Regions from separate parts of the Homo sapiens genome. Here region 1 is linked to region 2. Evidence: chromatin loops called from intact Hi-C (ENCODE). Cell type or tissue: HepG2. All regions are shown on one strand. Links, peaks and the distances in the headings refer to the core of each region. The heading gives the core; the rest is flanking DNA.

Region 1 (8,480 bases), core at 1,458-5,457, 92 kb after region 2:
ATTCAGCCATGTGTATAATCATCCCTCAGTTGATCCTCAGTGCATTTATAGCATAGTGGGAGTGTGGCTTTTTCTGCCTCTTCTCTGTAACATATAAAAGGTATTAACTTTCACTTAAAAAGGAAATAATGAAAGAAAGAAGCAGCAGCTTCTGTTGGTACATAAACATCAGGCATGGAGATTCTATACTGCATCCTAGGAGAAACCAGGGAACCAAAATAATGAGCTTAAAACCGCAGAAATCATTGTTTATGATTCAATTATTTGAAAGCAGTTACTAAAAAAAACTTACATGATACTAGTATATTTTCCTTTGTAATATATGCTACTTTGTTTATCCATCCCAGAAATTTGTCTTTATTTTAATTGCTGTTAAGCTCTTTGCTGGAGGTTTTAGTTTCATCCTCTCATACTCCCAGGTTTTCTATTTGGACTTTGTAGCTTGTGGTCACTGAGGTTACATTTGCTTTTCCTCTTTTATGTTTAGCTTCATTGCCTCAAACTTTTCTTTCCACTGAATGCATATGAGGTCATTTATCTCTTCATATTTCTATTCAGTCTAAGCACAGATTGTATGTGTGTGTGTTTTGTTGCTTGTTTCTTTTAATAGAAGTGTGGCTTCTATCATTCTTTCCTAACTCATTAAAATATCCAGATTTCTTTTACTAGTGCTTATTTCTTCTTTATCATGGAATAGCACAAAACATCACCACTATGTATTACTTTGAAATGGATTTAGCCATCAGTTTACTGTATCTTAGAAATGTATTTCCAGTTTGTTATAAAATCAAATGCACATTAATCAACTAAAATACATCAGCAGAATTATTTTATTGCCAACGATAAGTATCAGCAGACTTCTGAAATTTTATTGGTAGGAAGAGGTACAAAATTTACTAGACACTAGCTGCTTTTGGTAATTTGTGATTTTAAAAAGCAATTTATATAATAGCAAGTAAATTTTATTGAAAGAAAAAGCTAATTAAATCAAATGTGCATTTCTGTTAAAAGATTGCAGGCTGTATTTAATTACGTATAGCTTTCCCCAATAAGATGATAATGATAAATATTACTCTAAATTACAATTGCTACCATATTTTTTCCAATCTGGTTTGACTACATTTCACAATTTTTATTATTGCTTTTATTGTCATTATTTGTATTTACCTAAGCTTCTTTGTAGACTATATTAGCTATTCACATTGCATTAATTTTTGACCCACAAGGGCAAAAAGTATCAAATTCTGTTCACTGATCCATGAGCAGCATGAAAAATGACATTCATAGGTATAAAATATTCTTGGACAGGTACCAGGCTTGGATAAACACCCCCTACTATCACAAATTTTTAAATTATAATTTATAATTATAGCTACTGATATAGCTATAATATTAATACAGCCAAAATAGACACTTATTGTAGGTTTGAGATATATGTAATTTTTGTAAGCTTATTGTAATATCCATTCCTTTTTCTCCCATTCAAGGCATTAGCAGAAAGAGCATAAGTTATGGGAATGACCTTGCCTATACACTAACGTGTTTAAAAAGGAATGAATCATTTAAAAAGTCTGGTTACAAATTACTTGCTATGCACTTCAGAGGTGATGTTGACATGCTGGTGTGCCTCATGATCCTAAGAACCACTAAACCAGAATTTTATTTCAAACACAACAGAAGAAGAACAATGGCAATAATAACCTAAATAGCAACAGAATGGGGAGAAAAAGTATGACTATATCAATGTCCTTGTGATAGGCAGAATAATGGCTCTCCAAAATGGGCACACCTCAATCCTTGTAATATGTGACTATATTAACTTACATGGCAATAGGGATTTTACAGATACAATAAATGTAGGGTGCCTGAGATGGGAAATTGTCCTGGATTATCTAAGTGAGCCCAGTATAATCCTTTTCTGGGTCCTTTTTTGGGAAAGAAAAAGAAAGTTCAGAGTTAAGAGGAGATGTGAGGACAGAAGCATACTGGAGTGATGAGATTGCTGACTGGAGGCCATAAGCCAAGGAACACAGATAGATAGGCACCAGAAGCTGAAAAAGAAGAAACTGATTCTTTCCTAGAGGCTCAAAAAATACAGTTCTGCTGACTCCTTGATTTTAGTCTAATGAAACCCATTTTGGACTTCTGACTTCCAGATAACAACATGTGTGTTGTTTGAGCCACTATGTTCTTAGTAATTTGTTAAAGCAGCAATAAGAAACCTACACAGTCTTCAAACCAGTAAAAGCATATTACTATATACTGACTCTATCTTCTGAATGACCTACTGCCTAATAAGAATTTTGTCGATAATGACTCCATTACAGATTTAATGCAGGAAGATTTCAGCCGAGAAAAAAAAAAAAAAAAAAACAAGGCCAGGCATGGTGGCTCATGCCCATAATCACAGCACTTTGGGAGGCCAAGGCAGGAGGACCTCTTGAGCCTAGGAGTTTGAGACCAGCCTGGGCAACACAGCAAGATCCTACCTTTACGAAAAAATAAAATAAAAAATTAGCCAGGTGTAGTGTCACATCCGTGTAGTCCTGGCTAATTTTTTTATTTTTTTGTAAAGGTGATGACTATATACTAGGCTCCCTATTATGAAGTAGAAAGTAGAGAATGAAGAATATTTTAAGAAGAATCCGAGAAGGAGGCAGACTTTTTATCTCAGTCCAGTTGGGGAGAAGGCCGTGAAAATAAATGTATCTATAGAATTGTTGAGGATTATGACAAAGACTTGGTATATGAATAAACCAGAAATTTTCTGTGAAGCTGGAGAGTATTTCAAAGAAAAGTTCATATTTGCACTGTGTATACAAAATGAAAGTATGAGAAGAATTTATAGCCATGTATCATAATGTTGGAAAAATCATAAACTACTTGTTAAGACCATTTGATATTAGATAGAATTTACCGATTGAAAATATCCTCAAATAGAACTGACCAAATTGATACAATCATGTCTTTGACCTATGTAAGGGCCTCTTTATAATCAGCTATGACCACCTGTCCTCATATGTTTTGATGCAATAAAAATCAAATTATATAGTCATCAGTAAGTTGCTGTGGATTAAAAGAGTAGCTCTATTTTCATTAGTTATTAAATTTTAACTTAGTATTAAAATTGACACACACCTAGTTTATCTTTAATAGTGTTTTTTAATAACCTAACAGTGCTACACAAATAAATTATAGCAAAACTAGAAAACATATATTTTTAAAACTTCACCACTTCAAATATTATTAACTCTAGTATCTGAAGTAATGTTCCGATATTTTCCAACATTTAAGTATAGCCGAACATCAACCATGTAGTAAAATACTATACTGCAGACTTAAGCATACATTCCTTTCATTTCTGTCTAGTTGCTACAGGGCGCAGCTATTCATATCTACAAAGCCAGTTAGATTTACATGTGAGGGGCAACTGGGTTGAAATGAAGGTTGCATCACCAGAGAAAGCATGTAGCACAATAGAACAACAGAAGGATTGTCTCAGGCACCTCTTTCCTACATTGCATGGCTTGTGAGTGTGCAGGTTTTTTTTTTTTTTTTTCCAGATATTTATCAGAGGCAGTTACTATCATTCTTTTTGTTGTAGAAAATAAATGGATGGGTGGGAAAAATGTCATGAGTAGAGCAGAAAGTTATGTGTGGAATGAAGGGGGAGGATGAAGGGAGGGAATAACTTACCAAGGTTCTTTAAATCATGCCAGCCTAATGACCTTGCATATTTTATTAACACATACACTTTCCAACCCCCAGAGAAACTTAAAGCCTTGTGACAATGTCAGTCTTCTGAAAAGATTAAACTATAATTCTTTTAAACTTAACATTTTAAAATAAGTAAAAATAACATTTAACAGTTTTTTGACACCTTTGTATATGAAAACATTTGTGTCTACAATTTTGGTCAGTTTACAAATTACAAATGTTTTAAACTACTACACACACTCAAATGTGCAAGGGAATATGACCTAGAAACCAAAAACAAATTTAGCTTTCCTGGCCAATATATAAGTCAGTGAAATTTAATGGTAGCTCAGGACATTTTTATAGGAATGCGTGGGATGACATGAGTAGGAAAATTAGTATTTAATTGGAGAGAATAGAATCTGTTATCATTTTAATGCACTCAGACCTACATATTTAAAAATAATTTTAACATATATACACAAACAATATGTATAAAAATAGAGCTTAGAATCAGCATTTAAAACTGCATCTTACAATTTGCTTACTCTGTATAAGAATAGAAAAAACTGACTCTAAGTTTAAAATTCATTTGACCAATTAATTCCTCTCCACAGTGCTTATCTACATACTAGAAATATTAAAATAAGAGATAAAAAGTTAAAATTTGTTTTTAAAACATAAATATTTTAAGACATACTACAATTATTTCCATTCAAGGAAATGTAAAAGGTAGCATTACTAATATAGTTCTCAAAACTGTATAATTTCTAATAGAAAAATTTAGTTCTCTGTTAACATTTGTTAATTTATCTTACTGGAACAAATAGACCCTACAATGAGATAAAACATGTTCAAACTCTTGCTCTGACATTTTAAAGTTGTATAACTTGGGGCAAATCACTCGACTAGTCAAATACTTCTTTTCAACTAGAAAACAGGGATTATATCTACATACCCACAGGATTGTTATGAGGATTTTCTGACTATAAAAATGTTATATGATGATAATCAAGTATCAAGCATATAACTCTATAGGTGTTGCTTCTTATATCTTCCCCTTACCCCCTCCGCATATAGACTCTAACCCTTGCAAGTCTACTTTGTAAAGAAAGACCTACATTGATTTCCCATTTAAGGTCCATGGGACAAAAAGAGATGCTCAAAGGCAGACAGAAGTGATACAAACTCCTTCTGCCTTCAAAAATGGAGATATTCAAGAATGCACCCAAGCTATATCTAGCAATTGTACTCATTGATAGAACAAGTAAGAGAATTTCCAAAACAAATAACACATGATCAACATTGCACTTGTTAGGTTCAGTGTTTTGTTTTTTGTTTAAATAGGGTTCTTATTTAAATATATTGCATTGATATCTACCAAAATTTGATATTAGGTTAATTTCTTTTGTTTTTGTGAGATTTGTGTTAAGCAACTTGTCACCTCTTTGTATAGCAAACGAGGTATGCTTTTTAATGTTTCCATATGATTATTACACCAGGGTCTTTTGTTATTGTTGTTATTTTAAAATTTTAAAATCATTTTACCTAGTTACCATAGAAATGTTAGTTACACATTGCTAAAAGAAATCATGAAATGAGAATGTAGGACTACAGATTTTAATCATGTTTAACATATTTAAACGTAGTTTTATCAACCTGTCAGACATCTTTGACAAAGAGTACTAGAAAAAGTATTTTCTCTTTTCTTTCCAGAATCACTGGGTGCATGAATTGCAAATCTTCCATATATAAACAGAAACAATACTATATTCCTTAACTTTTTTTTTTTTTTTAGACAAAGTCTCACTCTATTGCCCAAGCTGGAATGCAGTGGTGCGATCTCAGCTCACTGCAACCTTCACCTCCCAGGTTCAAGCGATTCTCCTGCCTCAGCCTCCCCAGTAGCTGGGACTACAGGCATGCACCACCATGCCCAGCTAATTTTTGTATTTTTAGTAGAGATGGGGTTTCACTATGTTGGCCAGGCTGGTCTCAAACTCCTGACCTCATGGTCTACCCGCCTCGGCCTCCCAAAGTGTTGGAATTACAGGCATGAGCCACCATGCCTGGCTATATTCCTTAACTTCTATAACTTACTGTGGTGACGCACTAGGAAGTTGGCAATTTGTCTTCTTTTCCACTGAGAAGACAGACTAATTTAAGACAATTTCTCTTTCACACAACCCAAAACATGCTGTCATATTGAAAGACTCAATGAATGCTTAGCATGAAAATGCCAATTTTAAAAGCTAGCTATTATCTGTGGGTTTTCCCACCTCTGCACTTGATATATTTCAGAGGAGAGTATTTATGCATAAACCACAGACTTTGTTAGAATCTCTATAATAATATGAAAACTTTTGATTTGTGAGCTCCTGTGGAAAAATGAAAATTATTTCTGCAATAAATAATATTTTATCTGTTCTAAAATAGCTTAATGATTCCCATAAGTCTATTATGAGAACTCTTCATTAATCAAAATTTTCACTTCTAGTAGACATAATCACAATCTATTAAATTTATATTTCCTCCAGTGCTAGGAGTAAGAGCAGCAAATAGGACCAATGTAATCAAGTATTGTGGAGAGCACATCAACTGTATAGGTAGTTAAATCACTTTCACTCTAGGTCTGTTTCCACATCAACAAAGTGAAGCAGTTGGACTCAATTTTTGTGAAAACCAGCTTGATTCTACAGTTCCTTTAGGTTTTTTTTTTATTCTTCTTCTTTTAATAAAACTCAGGAGAAATGACCGCCACCTCACTTCATTTTAGGGAAAACAATGTGTGACACACATTATAAAACAGAATGCAAAGTGTCAATATTATTATGATATTAAGATGTAATATTCATTTAGCATGACGAATTTGATCCAAATCAAATAGGTCGTGAGAAATTCTCCATCTTCCCACCTTTGGGGGCTAAGTCATAACTTAATGGACCTTGCTGCTGTATTTGAATTGAGGACTTCATTACCTTTTTCCATTCAAGAAACAGTAGAGACTTTTGTTTACATGATGCTATTTTCTCATTTTTCTCCCACCTTTCCAACAACCTGATCACCTTCAAGGGGTTATTTTTAACACCTAGGTGCCTCCCAGGATGTAAGGCTTCAATCATTCAATCACCTATTATGCTTCTTTCCATTCTCTCATTAGGTGATCTCATGTATGAATATGCATCACCCTCCTAATCTTATCGTTTTCTCAGTGTCAGTAGCAGCCTCTAGCCCTGAGTTAGCCAGTAGAACTTTCTGCAATGATGAAAATATTCTCTCTGCATTGTCCAATATGGTAGCCACTAGCCACATGGCTGTTGAGCATGCAAAATGTGGCAAGTAAAAAACTGAATGAGAAACTGAATATTTTATTTTGACACTCTAAATTCCTTCACCTTAAAAAAAAAAGTTTTGCTGTGTACTCAGCTCCTGCTGCTTTCCATCACCAAAGATGGAAGAGAGAGAGATTTTGAATAAAACTTACTCTTACTAAAGTAAAGAAAGAAAATTCTAAACCTCAGATGCAAACTATTTTTTTTACTTTATTGGATAGAAAAATGAGTTTTTAAAGTGTTACTTTTTAAAATCTTAGTTACAAAGCAATAGGTAATACATTTCCATTTTATCCTGTAAGAATAAAATAAGTATGAAAAAATTTATTGTTAAAAGTATAACATTTATTCATTTATTTGTTTAAAAAATATTTATTGAGCACTTATTATGTTCAAGGGACCATGCTAGGTGCTGGGCATCCTGCAGAAAAATAAATGATCATCCCTGACCTCAACACCTTTAACGTAATGGCTTCTTCCCCCAGCTGTCTTTCTTTAATGGTTTAAAATTTCAGGTTTATTTCACCCTTGAAGGAGAATTGAAAACAAAATTAAGAAAAAAAAAGCATAAATATTTTTATCTTAAGGAAATAATGGTTTACCAAGTAAACTGTAGTACACACTTCCTCTAGAGCATTTTTAAAATTAAATCTGATTTTTATAGCAACATTTTGCAATGAAGAAAATGTAATTTCAAAAACAGCTTCAAAATAATTCTTCTAACTCCCTAACATAAAATAAAATTGGTATAAAGAATGACAACAATATGTAGATTAAGAAAAATCTGAATTGATGTATTTCACTTTTATCAAAATCACTACAACAAAACTGTATTTCAGTCATCAGAAAATATTGCATACACTAAATAAGTGTAAAATATTTTTGGAGCCCAAATCTGATGGGATAAATAGAGTACAAGATTAAGTGACAAGTAGAAGAAATAGAAATCTGTAAGAGATGATTAATTATTACAGAATTATATTCTCAACTGATTGTTCTTAAGTATAAAAAGACTGAGTCTGCTGTTTATAAATACCACAATGCTTCCTTCATTAGTTATCTTCCTCTCTTAAAAAAAAAAAGAATATGAGGTTGATTAATCGTGAAGGTTAGGAAACAAATATTCTTCTAGGAGTTTTTAAATGTAGAACTAACTCATGATTAAAATAACAGAAAAAGTATAGTGTCATTTATATTTAAGGGATACAATTTTTGCAGAGCTTTTAAGAGCAAGAAATGTTTTTTATCAATTTATATAAAAATATATAAAAACAACATATATCCATTCAGAAAATTAAAAAATAATTATTGGTGGTGTGTTCAACAATATGTTATCAAATAGTAATTGTAAGCTGTAATTTTCCCATTAAGTAGACAGACAAAATTGATTATAATGGCCTTTTTTCTCCCCTAAATATTCCATATTTTACATGTTCTATTATACTTAAGGTT
Region 2 (8,480 bases), core at 1,909-5,908:
TATATTCCAACCTATGGCATCACCTATCTGTTCCCACCTCACTTCCAACCTTTGCTAAGGAAGTTAGTCATGTCATTTGTAAGGGTAAATTTGAAATGTGCAGCTCAGTCCCACTGACGCTAAGGAAAAAAGCACTAAACAAAATTAAATTAATTCCTCTTTATATATAGTAATGCATTTCAAATAAACTCCCAGAGGGTATAAAACAGTTATTGTTTATCCTTACAATTATTATATATTCAAGTCTGAACATAAAAGCAATTGATCTTTTCTGTAAAATGCTGATTCTATTAACAAACCCACCTTTAAATATTACTCGCTGTTCCAAACTGCTTTTTGTAGACTGCTTCAGCCAGTACTTTGGAGGGGGCAGTCAACCATGTTGCTGTACTGATCCTCACACAACTACAGAAATTACAAATATGTTTTCACAGGAGCAGCAAGACCTCATTAATCAAGTTGTACACACTTCCATCAGCCACAGGCAGAGCCAATGGGTCTGTCTCAGATGTCCCACCCTAAATTCTGTATTTGTTCACTTTAGTTTATAGAGAATAAAGCCTTGTAAAAAATAAATCTGATGGCTCTACTAATGGCATAATTTGTTTTTCTCAGCTACTCCTCCTCCTCCCAATGGCAAATTACTTTTAAAAGTAAGTATCAAAAATACATTTCACAAAGCATGATCTTCATAATTTATCACATAACACTTGTCTCCTAAAGTAGGTTTTTTTTGTTATTTTACCTGCTTATCTAAAAATAAGTCAATACATTTAAGCATCCTCCTTTTGCAACTGTCTATACATGCCCTCTATTTTTAAATCATAATCACTACTGAGTCACAGATGGACAGATGAACCCATGTAAAAAAAAAACATTCCTTGATAAATCGATCTTTCCAACTTTTATCCTAATAGTATGAATGCTCATATTCAGTCAAATTGCTTGAACATCACCTATGATGCTATTTTTATGTGAAATAAAGTAAAAATAAATTTCTTGGTTTTGCTACCTTAGAAACTTATACATAGAAACACCATACTGACTAAAATGCATTATTAAACTCTAGATCATATCAATCAAACATAAGTATATTTTCCTCTCATTATCATTTTAAAGGATTTTTGTGGCCTAAGAAAAAATTATTTTAAACATGATCATTTGAATTTTAACATATGTAAATAAAATCATAAGATACATAATAGTGTCTTATACATAAGTGTCTTATCCTTCAAAAATTATGTGAGCAAATTTGCTATTCCTGGATATCATATGTCTCTCAGCTTTTGCTTTTTTCCCCATTTTCTTTTTGTTTACAATACAGGTCTGTAGTATTTCATTCAGAACAATGAGCTTTAAAATAAAAAAAGGATTCATTTTCTTTTAAATATTGTATGGTTACCTCCTTATTATGATAAATTATAAAGTTCCTTTAGATGGTGTCCTCATATTATTAAGATAAATTAGTCCAATTTATCAAAGAAAAGTGCTCAAGTGGATCCATCTGTCCATCTGTGAAGCATGAATGCTGTGAGAATACGACTTTAAAAATAGATTCGAAGTATAAGCGGTGTACAAAGTTATTTAAATATATTAAATTATTATAGGTAAATTATGGTAAATAGGCAAAAGGTAATTCAGCAGAAATATACAATAAAAATAAGCTTGTTTTATCAAGCTCAATATTTAAAAACATGTCACCTTTCTTTTTCCCATATTCATTTTATGAAAATGTACGTTTGCCCACAGAGAAGCCCAGACACTGAAAATGGTCTCATCAACACAACCAACATTTTCCTTTGACTAACCTCCTTCGATCTGTTTTAACACTGTAGAGTGCAGAAACGTAGCTTTCTATCAAAGACATAGTGTGCTGCCCTCCACTGTGTGGGAGACTTGAAATTGTTCAGCCCCACGGTCACTTGGTTACTACATTACACTGCAAGAATATAGTAGGTAAACACAGTGTGGTGTGGGGGGACAAAGTATCCTTTCTGAGCAGGGAGGTTTAGATAATGGTCAAACAATAATGGATTTCATGGTGTCGGATTCATTTGATTTCCACTGGCCTCACCCAGAATCATCTTTAGATTACTTTTGAACATCGTGTATTCATTGCTCTCCTATTTGTCAAAGTACATTTTCTAGGCCAAATTTTGCTTTTCAGAGCATTTCTAAATGACTTCCCATAGATGTCTTCAGGTTTCTGAGACAAATTTGCTTGACAGGGAAAATATTCAAACTATTATTTATAACCTCATTTCTAAAAGAACGGATACCAATTTTCTCATACATGAATACATTTTTTTAAAAAGAACTATTTAAATCTTTCCTGAAGGAGAATTCATAAAATACTTACGTGACCTGTGCTGATAATATCAGATTAATATTTTTAACAACTTCATATGCTTAAATATTTTAAGATCATGTCTTTTCCTACAATTTTACATTTGGTAAACAGCAAGCAGCATTTTGTACCAAATAACACACTCAGTTCTTAGCACTTTTTTTAAAAAAAAAACAGTATTATGTTTACCTAATAAAACACAGACAAGGAAGGTACACTTGTACAGTAGACAAATAATTTGTACAAAAAGTGTGCCATTCAAATAGCTGAAGATTATAAATGTTCATATGGGAGTAAATTCTTATTCCTTGATTAAATCATCTTAAATGACATCTTAGCTAATTTATAATTGGAGTTTTCAATTAAAATTTCTTGATTAATGAGGTTATATATGTTTTCCATTCCTGGAAATTTTGGTGTATATATTTACCCTGTTTAAATTATGAATCAATGATTTAAGTAACATGAAAAATGATAGAATAACGAATACTTAACTATCTAACATCACAAAGGCTAAATGTTGTCATTTTCACCAATTCATTCAGAGTGAATTAAAGAAAAGAGGTATAGAAATTCTCATGCTTTAATAATTTCTTAGCAATAACTCACCAGCCTTAAATATTGGATTCAAAATCTAACCTTCATTATGAAACCTTGTATGTCAAAAGATATATACAATATATGAAAAAAGATGAATACATTCACTGAATATATATTAAGTTTAGAAAAGTATATTATCCTAATTTACTGCATGAGTAACTGGTATAAATTATTCTATTTCAGCTACATCTCTGCACAATTCATTTAAAACTGATTATGAGAACTCTTCTTCTAGAAATGCAGAGGATGAGGGAAAATAAACCAATGCAACATCATATTTTGCCACATAATTTCACAACAGATATTGTTCTTAAAAATCATGAAATCTTCAACAGCAAGCCCCCTTTAAAATGTCTTGACTCAGAATACTGTGCAATATCTTATTAAATACTATTGTATATATCTAAACTTGTTCTAAATGTGATATATAAAAGTCAGAAATATTTACATATTTTAAAAACTTGTATATATATACATATATATATCCATATATATCTCCATCAATCTATATCGCTTTGATAGAAAATTTGATGATCTGTATTGAGAAGGCAGTTTTCTATTCTGCCTGAAGGTTCAGATAGGTTTCTATCAGAAATAAAGTGGAAGGTTTAGAAGAAAATCAACCAATAAAATCTATTTCAAATTGCTGAACATGAATTTGCAGGTTTTGTTTTGGGCTAATGTATCTGTTTTTTCCTAGTTTCCAACCTCACCAAGAAGAGCAGAGGGCTGGCAAACACTGGCTTAATTATCCCCATCAGTCTCAGAGACAAGGCGCTTAAGAGTTCTAGCTGCTGTAAACACTCCCCTGATAGCAGATAAGGAATCTGCTGAAAGGCAGTTTTGTCTGGGAAACCTCAGGGGCACACCAGTTAATCATTAGTGCAATATTGTATATGCATTACTACATCAAAGGAAACAGAACCCAATATTCTATTGTGAAGATTGTCTGTGTTTTCTTAAAGGTAAGAAAACAAATGCTAAACCAGAAAATAAAAGATAATAATTACATTCGCACATTTACCACAGAAACAAAGAATGTTCTACTTTACATTTTTTTTTTCAAGAAAGAATAAGTCATTATTGCTTTTTATTTTTTAAATGTGCCCACTGGGAAAAAAGCTTTCCACTGAAGTCAAACGTGTAACTTTTGTCTAAAGAGAAATTTGCATCTTTGTATCTAAAAACATTGATCAGAATCAGAGAATATCACATAACCTTATTTTATCACAACACTAGAAGTAAAACAATGTTATTCTTCTATATCAGCACTGTGTTTGTAAAGGGATCTATTTGTGGAAAACTGACACCTCACTGTCCCTAACAAAGAACCTTTCTATCACTTCAAAATGAAGGCATCCACAATGACCTACTATTCTTTACATCTAATAGACTTCTCATAGTCCCATTATCAGAGAATCTTAGAGGTTTCCAAAGCCTTCCTAGCATGAGTCCAGAGTTAACTTCCACTCTCTCTCAGCCCTTCTGTCACTGTGTGCAAGCCAAAGAAAAGTTTTCAGCATCAAATACTCCTTGCCCTTTCCCACATCCTTGCCTTAATTAGCACTATTTCTTCTGATTGGATGTCTATTTGCTAGCCCCATCTCTACAGGTTTACCTTTCCTGGAAGCTCCAAGTCTCATATCTGAATTCAAAACAATCTCTGTTGCTTCCCTTATGTAACTGGAAGTAATTTCTTTTTTCCTCGGGACTCTTGTAGCAACTTTTTTATTAGAATAATGCCTAATCTAATGTTTGGCATATCATGGGCTCTCAGTAAATGCTGCTAAATGACCAAACTTAGTAGCAACTGCTGATTTTTATTAATGATTATGTATGGATATTTACCAAGATTTTAAGGAAAATAAAATGACCCTTTCTACCACAGAAAGCATGGTGACTTTCAGTGACCATACTGAAAAATCTTTAAAATCTACATAAGATTACTAACTCATGCTACTCTTTCAGTGTGTCTAAAATCATCTAAATTCTTCACTTTTTTTCCTTGATGAAAAATTCAGTGATTTAGACTGAGACTTACTTAACTATTTGTGAGTTAATCAGGATGAAACAGAGATGTCTCAATCAGGTATTAATAAGCCCAGATTTTGCTTCTGTCAGATATGATACAGTCCCATCTTCTTAACAGATTTTTCTCAGAGGAAATTTTTAGTTTAAATTTTTAGTTTACAGCCAACTCAACATGGATTCTAAACAAGTGAGTTCAACATCCAAACAAAAGTGACCAAAAGTTTTTTTTTATTCTATGTTTTACAAATGTGTAGTCTCAGTATTATCCCAAGTCTATCCCCAAGGTCCATAAAGAATTTGAACCCATACTTTAATTAAAGTTTCAGGATAAGGGAAATTTTGTGTAATAACATTTCCATTTGGTTCATACAATGTAATTGATAAAGCCTTCCTTAATTATTCTGATCTGAGGCTTTCAGGAAGACTCTACATTATTTGAATCAAACCATATGTGCCTCCATGCTTTCTTTGTCTAGACACCACCAGTCAAATAGCCTAGGTAAATATTTCATACTGATGAAGCAGTGACATCTTTGAAAGCTGACACCAAGACAGAGTGGCTCTTTCTGGAGTTAGTATATCAAAGAGGGAAGGTTTTGCATATAGGCTGTCTGTAAAGTAAATAACATCATAACTGCAATTTTGACCTTCCAAAGCATTTTACTCTGTAAAAGTAATGTTATGGCAGATTAATTCTTTTACTGGCACTCTTACTACTCAGACATATGTGCCAGACTTTCTATAGTAGAAGACAAAATTCACAATGTGTGAGAGTGCATGGTTAGAAGAAAGCTTTTCCTTAACAAAGTAGAACAATAGTTAGGGCAAGGGGCTTGTAGCTGAACTACTGTCATTTTGAAATCCATTTTTGGTGAATGTTATCTATACGGCCTTAGGCAAATTATTTAACCTCCACAATCCTCAACTGATTCATCTACAATAAAATAATAACTTCTATTCGACAATGTCTGGCATGTGGTTGTCACATTAGCATTTGATTAATATGAAAAACAGCAGAAGTGTGAGTTTCACTCTGCGTTTTAAAAGTAGAACAGGGTAACAAGGTTTCTAACTCATATGACATTTTAATAGACAATATAATAACAAAATTTGATGAATATGTAAAATAGGTTATATCCATTTAAAGCATATAATTTTGTATATACATAACATTTTAAAAGTTTCACATAGAAAGTTTTTTTTACTGAGGTTAGGTTATAAAAATGAGACAAATTGTATAATTGAAACTTTCAAAGAGTTATAATAAATATTTAGTTTTAATCTATAAAGATTTTCTACTTTGTTATTATAATGTTTTAAATTCAGTGGCTATCATTTTTTATTTTCTGTACTGGCAGATCTGGTAAAAGTATGACTTTCAAATCTGTAGCCAGATACTTCCATCGGTATACTAAAATAAAGACTTTGTAACTCAATGGAATGGAGAAATAAATTTAAAAAGGAATGGCCAAATTAGCGGCTAATTTTAAAGAAAACACAAATAGGGCTTACAATACATGCTTTTAGGTTATCTACCACCTGTTTTAGCTTTTAAACATATACTCACACATTATATTTTCTTAGCAACTGCAAGCCCATTTTGATGTCCTAAGAATTTAATATAGCTCTTTAAAAATTAACGTACTCTCTAATTGGTAAAAAGAAAAATGTCATGTAAGCTATCTAGTGTGACTTGTTTTCTTCCTGACATTCATGCCAAATGTGCTTAGATGCTGATGGGTTATGAGATCCAAAGAATGCTATTTCTCAGTTCTTCAATTAAAAAATGGTTTATAAATTGCCATATTTCAGAATATAAAACTTCATTTTACCAATGCCAACACAGCCAATGCCAGCACTATCTTTATAAAAAATAAATAATACAATAGAAATATTGAATAAAATTTAGTAATTTTGGTCTCAGAGTAGCAAAAACATAATTTAAAACACATATACAATTGTATACCTAAATACTTCTTTCATAAAAAAATATACTTTTTAAAAGAGCTATTAAGTTTTAATTATAAAACAATTGAAATTTAAAGGTGATAGGCAGTTGTCAAATATTACTTACAGCCTAATTTTTAAAATTTGTGCCATGAAGATAAAAATATGGGCATTTTACTGCCTATAAAAACATAAATTTGAAACACGAAAAAATATATTTACTGATTGTATACAATATACATTAATTTAAATAACAGCAGAGATTAAATTTAGCAGTTTGGTATATATCCCACTATAATATCAGACTTAAGTATCAGATTCCTATTTACATGATGTAATATTACATTTAAATTTTTAAATTTAAATGTTTTTGGATAGTATAGCTTTTAAAGGTATCCTATGGTTGTAATTGTGTGATCAGACTAAGTAGCCCATGCAGACTTGTATTTGCAAAATATACAATATAAAATCAATTTCTTTTCATCATATCTTGTTAAGATATTATTAAGGAAATGATCACTTTTGTATAACTAAAAGATAGAACATGAAAATAAGTAGGCTTTTAACTGATATTTATTTTACCTCGTTATCACTGACAACAGAATCATAGCTACAGATAATACCTAGATAGATTTATTCATTGAAAAAATACATGGATGCTTAAAAATTAAAGAACATGCTATTATAATCATCATTACACTGAATTCTTAATATTTCAAAATGTAATATTCACATTTAATCTGAACTTCACGTCCAACTTAGACACTTAGATAAGAATAAACTGCAGCCAGATATCTATGAAAAAGACAAATGAAAATAATTTACATTTGACAGCAAATACACCTAAGGCACCTGTTTGTTGCTTTCATTAAAAAAAAAATACTTATATATTTGGAAATGAGTTACATAAATTTTTGTTAGATAATTCATTTTAAATATGGATTTACACTGGAAAATTAATTGGATTTACAAACGGATTTACACTACTTCACAATTGGTAGTGTGACAACTAAACCAGCCTCTATACATGATTATATATACATTTACAAAACTTTTAAGAACTACCAATTTATTATTGTCCATGAATTCCACTATAGATTTGAACTTATGACTCATAGATACCAAACAGCTAATGGAAAGAGGATCAAGGATCAGAGAAATTGTGCTTCCAGATGCCAATATGTTGAATATAATAAGAACTGTGAAACACATCTAGTGTACACTGTGGAATGACACAATTCTACACATCTCTGGTAAACTGGTTAGTTAACTGAAGAATGTTTAAAATTTACTTCAAATATAGAATATTTCATATCTCAATTCTGGGCTGCAACTTTCCTTTCTTAAGTAGTTCTAGTTCCTTATGCAATTAGCCATTCTTTTGAATCAACCTAGCATACAGCTAGTTGATTGTTTAGGGAAATGGGAGGAAAGGGAGATGGGAGAATACCCGGGAAGTGATTCAGAGCATGTATTGCCAAAATTTTTACACTGTGCATGCTTTGCTTTTCCAAGTTGTCCTGTGCCCAATTAGAACCTGAATTTTTTTCTTTCA

The links. Peaks named below come from ENCODE experiments on the same cell type or tissue, not always from the same donor. Only the 100,000 strongest peaks of a DNase experiment are listed, where the experiment ranks them.
Region 1: a loop joins it to region 2, with 7 times the contacts of the local background. A loop is called at or near these places in 1 of 110 quality-filtered maps.

The regions. Positions count from the first base shown.
Region 1 is chr2:212,448,468-212,456,947 of GRCh38, forward strand. All of the region lies in intron 1 of ERBB4 (erb-b2 receptor tyrosine kinase 4), which reads right to left. Among named protein-coding and RNA genes, the nearest start is that of MIR548F2, 26 kb to the left of the region's middle. In HepG2, for the core only: no CTCF peak of the experiment used is centred there; a DNase peak (open chromatin) is centred at 3,504.
Region 2 is chr2:212,355,856-212,364,335 of GRCh38, forward strand. All of the region lies in intron 1 of ERBB4 (erb-b2 receptor tyrosine kinase 4), which reads right to left. Among named protein-coding and RNA genes, the nearest start is that of MIR548F2, 66 kb to the right of the region's middle. In HepG2, for the core only: no CTCF peak of the experiment used is centred there; DNase peaks (open chromatin) are centred at 1,956, 3,776, 4,376 and 5,506; H3K4me3 peaks cover 703 bases.